2 separate regions of the Homo sapiens genome follow, and region 1 is linked to region 2. Evidence: read pairs that join two places in POLR2A ChIA-PET (ENCODE). Cell type or tissue: IMR-90. All regions are shown on one strand. Each heading gives the region's core, and the rest is flanking DNA. Links, peaks and the distances in the headings are about the cores only.

Region 1 (4,390 bases), core at 173-4,172, 810 kb before region 2:
TGGGATTACAGGTGTGAGCCACTGTGCCCGGCCTTTTTTTTTTTTTTTTTTTTTTTTTTGAGATACAGTCTTGCTGTGTCGTCCAGGCTGGAGTCCTCCCAGGTTCAAGAGATTCTCCTGCCTCAGCCTCCTGAGTAGCTGGGACTACAGGTGCATGCCGCTACACCCGGCTCATTTCTTTTAGTAAAGATGGGGTTTCACCATGTTGGCAAGGCTGGTCTTGAACTTGTGACCTCAGGTAATCAGCCCACCTTTGCCTCCCAAAGTGCTGGGATTACAGGTGTGAGCCGCTGCACCTGGCCAGTCCCCACCTGACTTCTTTGTGGCTTTAACAAAAGATTCAGCTGTGGGCAGTGGGGAGACTTCCCTCAGTTTGCAAGTCAGTACCGTGCAGGTTCCCACTGCTTGCACTGCTTTTCTAAGTTTCTGTTCTGCTGATCCTCCATCTCTAAATTCTGGTGCTCCCCTAGGGTCCTTGGGTGGTCTTCTCAGAATTGACTCTTCCATTCTTGTGGTTGTAAATTATTGTGCTGACAACTCTCAAGTCTATGTGGCTACCATTTAATGAGCAAAAAATGTGTGTTGTTTCAGCTGAGTTGCTGTTCTTATAATTCTGACCGGAGAAATCCTAAAATTTACAAACAAAAATTAAAAACAGGGCCTGGTGCGGTGGCTCACACCTGTAATCCTGGCACTTTGGAAGGGCGAGGTGGGTGAATCATCTGAGGTCAGGAGTTCGAGACCAGCCTGGCCAACATATAGTGAAACCCCGTGTCTACTAAAAATACAAAAATTATCTGGGTGTAGTGGCACACGCCTGTAGTCCCAGCTACTTGGGAAGCTGAGGCAGGAGAATCGCTTGAACCCGGGAGGCAGAGGTTGCAGTGAGCCGAGATCACACCACTGCACTCCAGCCTGGGTGACAGAGCGAAACTCCTTCTCAAAAAACAAAAAAAAAGTAAATAAATAAAAAATAAAACAGGTAAAAATCCCGTAATTTATCACTACTTGGTGTCCATTCTCCCAAACACTTTGAGAAATATAAGGGTAGTCATTATCTGGTGGCTTACAACAGAATCACCCAAAGGGGGGCTACCTGTCAATGCAGGCTGGAGTCTCCAAGCTCAGGGAAGATTTAAAAAATTGCTCTTCTGAGGGATGCAGGGTGCAGTGGCTCATGCCTGTAATCTCAACACTTTGAGACACTGAGGCAGTGGGATCACTTGAGCCCAGTTCGAGACCAACTTGGGCAACATAGTGAGACTATCTCTACAAAAAATTAAAATTACCTGGGCATAGTAGGCATGTCCCTATAGTCCCAGCTACTCGGGAAACTCAGGTGTCGGATCGCTTGAGCCCAGGAGCTTGCGGCTGTGTTGAGACATGATGACACCACTACACTCCAGCCTGGGTGACAAAGAGCTTCAAAAGAAACAAAAACAAACACACACACAAAAAAAACCACACAAACAAAAAAAAAACAGAAAAAACTGAAGAAATCTCTCCAAACATATTCTGCCTGGTTAAAAAGATTGAGAACCGGCTTTAATACCTGGTGGCTTAAAAAAAAACCCACAAAAAACAAAAAACAAAGAAAAGCAGCCAGGTGCAGATGTCTGTAATCCCAGCACTTTGGGAGGCAGAGTTGGGTGGACTGCTTGAGCTCAGGAGTTCAAGACCAGCCTAGGTAATATGGTGAAACTGTCTCTAACAAAAATACAAAATTAGCTGGGCATGGTGGTGTGCACCTGTGGTCCCAGCTATTTGGGAGGCTGAGGTGGGAGAATCACTGGAGCCCAGCAAGTTGAGGCTGCAGTGAGCTGTGATCGCACAACTGTACCACAGCCTGGGTGACAGAGCAAGACCGTCTGAAAAAATTGAGAGCTGCTGACCTAACCATACACAACTCTGTACCCCATAGTATCCACAGGTTGGCACTGTCCCTGTGCTTTCCCTTCTTCCTCAAGGCCAATTAAAAAGCAGAGATTTGGCCAGGCACCGTGGCTCATGCCTGTAATCCCAGCACTTTGGGAGGCCGAGGCGGGTGGATCACCTGAGGTCAGGAGTTCAAGAGCAGCCTGACCAACATGGAGAAACCCCGTCTCTACTGAAAAAAAAAAAAATATATATATATATATATATACATATACACACACACACACACACACACACACACACAATAATTAGCCAGGCATGGTGGCGCATGCCTGTAATCCCAGCTACTTGGGAGGCTAAGGCAGGAGAATCGCTTGAACCTGGGAGGCGGAGGTTGCGGTGAGCAGAGATCCTGCCATTGCACTCCAGCCTGGGAAATAACAGAGAAACTCCGTTTCAAAAAAATAAAATAAAAAGCATAATTTGGCTGGGTGCAGTGGTTCCCACCTGTAATCCCAACACTTTGGGAGGCCGAGGCAGGCGGATCATGAGGTCAGATCGAGACCATCCTGTTAACACGGTGAAACCCCATCTGTACTAAAAATACAAAAAAGTAGCCGGGTGTGGTGGCATGCGGCTGTAGTTCCAGCTACTCAGGAGGCTGAGGCAGGGAGAATGGCTTGAACCCAGGTGGTGAAGTTACAGTGAGCCAAGATAATGCCACTGCATTCCAGCCTGGGTGACAAGAACGAGATTCCACCTCAGAAAAAAAAAAAAGGCACAGGTTTGGGAGGCAGGCAGATCACTTGAGGTCAGGACTAAGCCTGGTCAACATAGTGAAACCTCTACTAAAATCCCAATAACTAGGCTTGCTTCGTGACAGGTATCTGCAATCCCAGCTACTCGGGGCTGAGGCAGGACAATCACTCAATCCAGGTGGAGGCTGCAGGGAGGCGAGATGGCACTACTGCACTCCAGCTTGACTCCATTGTCCCTTGCTTCCCCCAGGAAAAAACAGATTTGGGCTGGGTGTGGTGTCTGTAGTCCCAGCCCCAGCTGCTGGTTAAAGTCAAGTAGGTTTGCTTAAGCCCAAAAGCTTGAAGCTGCAGTGAGGTTGTGATCATGTCACTGTACTCTAAGACTAGGCAAGAGAAAAAAAAAAAAGATGGATGTTCTACTCAGGTTACTCATTTAACACACTGCCTATCAGGCAAACTGTCAGATGTCCCTTCAAGTTCCAGGTACTTCAGGGAGCATGAGAGGAAAGCCAGTTTCCCATGGAAATTTACACACTGATGCTAAGAGACACATACACACAAAAAAAGTAAACAGGACTATGTAATCAATCATTTTATTATTTTCATCAACAACCAACACAGCAACACAAATTGACAGCCAGTCCTCAAGGGAACCTTTTTTGAAGTGAAGAGCAAGGCCCTGAATGAGCTACCTACATGGAACATAGTATTTGCAATATGCAAATGGAGACCTAAAGGCTCATGACGGGAACAGAAGGTGGCTGTATACAGAGGAACAGACACGAAGTGGAGTTATGGGAAGTTCAATCAACAATTGGCAACAAGCTAGGTCAGTAGTTTACGAAAGTGGTCATCTATACAGTGCCTGAGTTTGGGTTCTGGGCCTGGATCATGTAAGAAAGGCAGCAAAGTCTGGGTGCCATGAATCACACCTGCAATCCCAGCACTTTGGAAATCTGTGGTGAGAGGATCTCTTAAAGCTATGGCCTTGAAACCAGCCTGGGTAACAAAACCAAGCCCTTGTATCTAAAAAACAAAAGGGCAGGTAGATTCCAGATAAATAATGTTGCAGGAAGGGGGTGATAAAATACAGAAATGTGATACACAGCAAACCCTCAACTGCTGTTTCATTGGCTCCCAGTGTCTTAATCTGTGTCTGCTAACACTTTAAGGTACATCTGAAATACCCCCCAAACCCAGAAAGCTTTTCAACAGCTAGGTTGTCCAAGAACTTGGAAAATTCACCTTCTGATGTCCTCCAAGACAGATTCCTGCAGAGGTAAAAAAAAAAGTTCTTATTGGATTGGAAAATACAAATGAACACAATATTTAACACTATGTAACCTAGGAGCAAAAGGTTGCTATTATAAAATCAGTTAAATATTTAAACAGATACCTACCATTTTTTATACACCTTATTTGCTCAGACCTGGAAAAAATAAAACCAATGTTTTCAACAAGTGATGATTACTCCCTTTCTCTGTATAGAAATCTTTATCATCCCTCAGACAGTTCCTTCTGGAACAAATCTTCCTCTTCTCCCCCAGCCAGTCCCAGTGGGTTCACCTTTACAGGCTCTGGGACTAGGACAGAGAGTAAGACATGTGAAAGTTTCTTCATTGGGAATTTTTAGCATAGTCCACCTTACATTTAGGTTTACTCACCTGTAACTTCAGCCTGGAGTGAACACAGACACCTAGTTTTCCTGCAAAATCAAGAAAGAAAAATGTAGTCTTGAGAGACTTTCATTCTATGTC
Region 2 (4,390 bases), core at 272-4,271:
CAGTAGGTGGAGGTTGTGGTGAGCTGAGATTGCACCACTGCACTCCAGCCTGGGCAAAAGAGTGACACTCCGTCTCAAAAAAAAAAAGTGAAAAGAAAGCAAGAAGGAAATTCATTCAGGCTAGACATGGTGGCTCACACCTGTAATCCCAGCACTTTGGGGGCCAAGGCAGGCGTGTCACCTGAGGTCAGGAGTTCGAGACCACCCTGGTCCAACATGGTGAAACTCCATCTCTACTAAAAATACAAAAATTAGCCGGGCGTGGTGGTGGGTGCCTGTAATCCCAGCTACTCCAGAGGCTGAGGCAGGAGAATTACTTGAACCTGCACGGTGGAGGCTGCAGTGAGCCAAGACCGTGCCACTGCACTCCAGCCTAGATTTCAGAGCAAGACTCTATCTCAAAAAAAAAAAAAAAAAGAAAGAAAGAAAGAAATTCAGAGCCACTTAGTAGCTGTGGACTTATGGGAAGTTCACAAAAAACTACCAGTGGGGCGTAAGGAATGAATAAAGAACTATTTCCCTAAGAGTATGTGTCACTGGTATTAAAGATGTTTTTAGGTAGTTAAAAGGACATAGTAATTTTAATAATTATGCATGTTAATGTATACTTTAAAACAACAAATCTGTATTTTGATAAATTATTCTTTAGAAGGATGCTAAGTTTAAGAAGTCTGTTTATTTATTTAAGACAAGGTCTGGCTCTATAACTCAGGCTGGAGTGCAATGGCACAATCTTGCCTCACTGCAACCTCTGCCTCTCCGGCCCAAGTCATCCTCCCACCTCAGCCTCCCAAGTAGCTGGGACTACAGGCATTCATCACCACACCCAGCTAATTTTTGTATTTTTGGAGAGACAGTGTTTCACCATGTTGCCCAGGCCCGTCTTGAACTCCTGAGCTCAAATGATCCACTCGTCTCAACCTCCCAAAGTGTTGGGATTACAGCGACACCGTACCCAGCCAAGAAGTCAATTTAAAGTCGACTTAAGGAGACATATTAAGTAAAGCTTAGTACTGACAGGCAGACATGGCCAAAATCACAGCGACACAGTACCCAGCCAAGAAGTCCATTTAAAGTAGACTTAAGGAGACATAGTAAGTAAAGCTTAGTACTGACAGGCAGACATGGCCAAAATCACAAAGATGGTTCCAAAATGACTTTGTCTAACCAGCACTGAAGGCTACACGATCATGGCAGGCAAAGCAGACAAAACAGTTTGACTGCAAGACTCTCTCCCCTTCAAGCTACTGGAATTGCTGCTCACTTTTTACATTTATAGTATCAGATAGCAACAGAAGGGTTCTTCGCACTTTTTTTTTTTTTGGAGACAGTATTTTGCTCTGGCACACAGGCTGGAATGCAGTGGTGCAATCCTAGCTTACTGCAGCCTCAAACTCCTGGGTTCAAGCAATCCTCCCACCTCAGCCACCAGAGTAGCTGGCAGTACAGGTGTGTGCCACCATGCCTGGCTAATTTTTTAATTTTTTTGTAGAGATGGGGGTCTCATTATGTGGCCCACATTAGTCTCAAACTCCTGGGCTCTAGTGATCCTCTCACCTCAGCCTCCCAGAATGCTGGGATGATAGGCCACTGTGAATGTGGATGATAGCCACTGTGGCTGGCTTCTTCCTACTTTTTAAGTTTTTGCAGACTATTGGAAAACAAGTTATAAATATAGGTTAAATGTCATGCTATCATTGTAATCAATGTATACTAATACTTTTCTTTCCTGTTATTGCCTGGATTAAAAAGGAAACACTTCTGTGAATAATCTCTTAGGGTTCTTATTGCCCCAGCAGCAGGTAAATCCAAGATCCAAAGACCTTCAGTCTTTCATACAAAGAACTAATGAGAAGAATTTATTCAGACTTCAGGGATAAGCCACAGTGTTAAGTACTGTGTAGCACTCAAAGAAATACAAAACAAAGTCTTGATTGTGGCAGAGATGTCTGGTTGTTCCCCCAATATTAATTTCTCCCTCCTGCTATATAATAGATTTTTAGCTGGGCATACAACTGCCCAGAAGAAACACATTTCCAACCCAAATTTATAGCTAGGATATGACCAGGTGACTAAATTCTGAACAATGGGAAGTGACTGGAAATAACAGACACAACTTCCAGATCAGGCATTTTCCCCCTGCTTGCTGGCTAGATGTAAAAGTGGGAGTGAATCATCTTGGGCCAGGCATATGAGGGCAACACCCCAGGAATGCTGGAGAAACAAGAGAGGTCAGATTTCGTATAGCAGAACTGCCATATTGGTTCACTTCTGTGTGAAAGAAAAATAAATGTCTACCTTGCTTAAATCACTTATTTGGAGGCTCCATCAAATACAGCCAAGCCTAGCAGCCAACACAACAGTCTTCCAGGACTTTACAATTAAGTTCATCATACCAGATCTTTTTGTTTTATCTATTTCACTATTAAAAGTTTACTGAGCGAGGCCAGCCTCGGTGGCCCATGCCTGTAATCCCAGCACCTTGGGAGGCCGAGGCAGGCAGGTCACTTGAGGTCAGGAGTTCGAGACCACCCTGGCCAACATGGTGAAACCCCATCTCTACCAAAAATATAAAAAATTAGCTGGGCGTGGTGGTAGGCACCCGTAATCCCAGCTACTCGGGAGACTGAAGCAGGAGAATCGCTTGAACCCGGGAGGCAGAGGTTGCTGTGAGCCAACATTGCGCCACTGCACTCTAGCCTGGGCAACAGAGCGAAACTCTGTCTTTTAAAAAAAAGCGTACTGAGCAATGTGAATGTAATGAGCAATATCAATGTAATGACACACAGCACATACAATAAGCTATTGTTTTTTTGTTTTTTTTTTTTGAGACGGAGTCTCGCTCTGTTGCCCAGGCTGGAGTGCAGTGGCGCGATCTTGGCTCAGCGCAACCTCCGCCTCCCGGGTTCAAGCGACTCCCGAGCAGCTGGGACCACAGGCATGCACCTCCATGCCCGGCTAATTTTTGTATTTTTAGTAGATAGAAGGTTTCACCATATTGGCCAGGCTGGTCTCGAACTCCTAACCCTGTGATCCACCTGCCTCAGCCTCCCAAAGTGCTGGGATTACAGGCGTGAGCCACCGCACCCGGCCAATAAACTATTGTAAAATGAATGAATGACATGTACCATAATGTGGTTGAAGGCTACAACCCAAAGGATCCAAGTGGCATTGTCAGAGCAGTAGACATGGAAGATAAAGTTACGTGGTTACAAGATGGGGTAATCCAATGATAAGAATGTATACAGTTGAGACTGGGCATGGGGGCTCATGCCTGTCAATCCCAACACTGGAAGGCCAAGGTGGGTGGATCACCTGAAGTCAGGAGTTCAAGACCACCCTGACCAACATGGAGAAACTCTGTCTCTACTAAAAATACAAAATTAGCTGGGCGTGGTGGCACATGCCTGTAATCCCAGCTACTCGGGAGGCTGAGGCAGGAGAATCGCTTGAACCCCGGGAGGCGGAGGTTGCGGTGAGCTGAGATTAAGCCATTGCACTCCAGCCTGGGTGACAGAGTGAGACTCCATCTCAAAAAAAAAAAAAAAAAAGAAGAATGTATACAGTTGTGTACAGTGAACTGCACTTCAAGAGAAGCTGAAGACTACTGAGGACAGCTATGGGGGAAAAGTCCTTACTCATCTCTTCCTCTCCCTGTAGCACGGTACCCAAGAATAAAGGAAGGGAACCAGGCTCTGTTTAGTTGGAAGAGCTGGGGTGATTCTGCATTTCTCTTCACACCAGTAATATAAGCATGATTATCAACACCCACCAGATTAAAAAAGATCTTGTTGGCCAGGCATGGGAGGTCTCGCCTATAATCCTAGCACTTTTGGGAGGTTGAGGCAGGCAGATCACCTGAGATCAGGAGTTCGAGACCAGCCTGGGCAACACGGCGAAACCCCATCTCTACTAAAAATATGAAAATTAACCAGGCTTGGTGGTAACGCGCCTGTAATCCCAGCTACTTGGTATCACTTGAACCTGGGAGGCAGAGGTTGCAGTAAGTCAACCACTGCACTACAATCAGGACAACAGAGCAAGACCCTGTCTCAAAAAAAAAAAAAGATGTTGTTCACTGACAGTGATCCTTGGGTTTGGGCTTATGTAAGGGAAGAATTATTTTGAGCTGTACACACCAATAATGCAAGTTAAATGGAGCTGCTTATATATTACACCTTTTTTAAGACTGGGTCTCACTCTGTTGCACAGGCTAGAGGTGCGGTGGTGCAATCATGGTTCACTGCAGCCTCAACCTACCGGGCTCAGGCAATCCTCCCACCTCAGCCTCCCAGTATCATCTCACTGCAACCTCTGCCTCCTGGGTTCAAGCAATTCTCCTGCCTCAGCCTCCTAAGTAGCTGGGATTACAGGTACCCACCACCACGCC

The links. ChIA-PET counts read pairs that join two places held together with the same protein. Peaks named below come from ENCODE experiments on the same cell type or tissue, not always from the same donor. Only the 100,000 strongest peaks of a DNase experiment are listed, where the experiment ranks them.
Region 1: POLR2A ChIA-PET joins it to region 2 with 13 read pairs; 4 of 35 experiments call an interaction of 5 or more read pairs at or near these places.

Annotation. Positions count from the first base shown.
Region 1 is chr11:62,848,778-62,853,167 of GRCh38, forward strand. It overlaps SNHG1 (small nucleolar RNA host gene 1), which reads right to left. Exons shown (of 9, transcript NR_152585.1): 7 at 4,298-4,338; 8 at 4,034-4,062; 9 at 3,201-3,904. SNORD22 (small nucleolar RNA, C/D box 22) reads right to left here and starts at 4,258; the gene lies at 4,133-4,258. RefSeq lists enhancers at 1,663-1,852, 1,903-1,962. In IMR-90, for the core only: no CTCF peak of the experiment used is centred there; no DNase peak of the experiment used is centred there.
Region 2 is chr11:63,661,813-63,666,202 of GRCh38, forward strand. All of the region lies in intron 1 of ATL3 (atlastin GTPase 3), which reads right to left. Among named protein-coding and RNA genes, the nearest start is that of ATL3, 7.4 kb to the right of the region's middle. In IMR-90, for the core only: no CTCF peak of the experiment used is centred there; a DNase peak (open chromatin) is centred at 2,179; H3K27ac peaks cover 1,101 bases.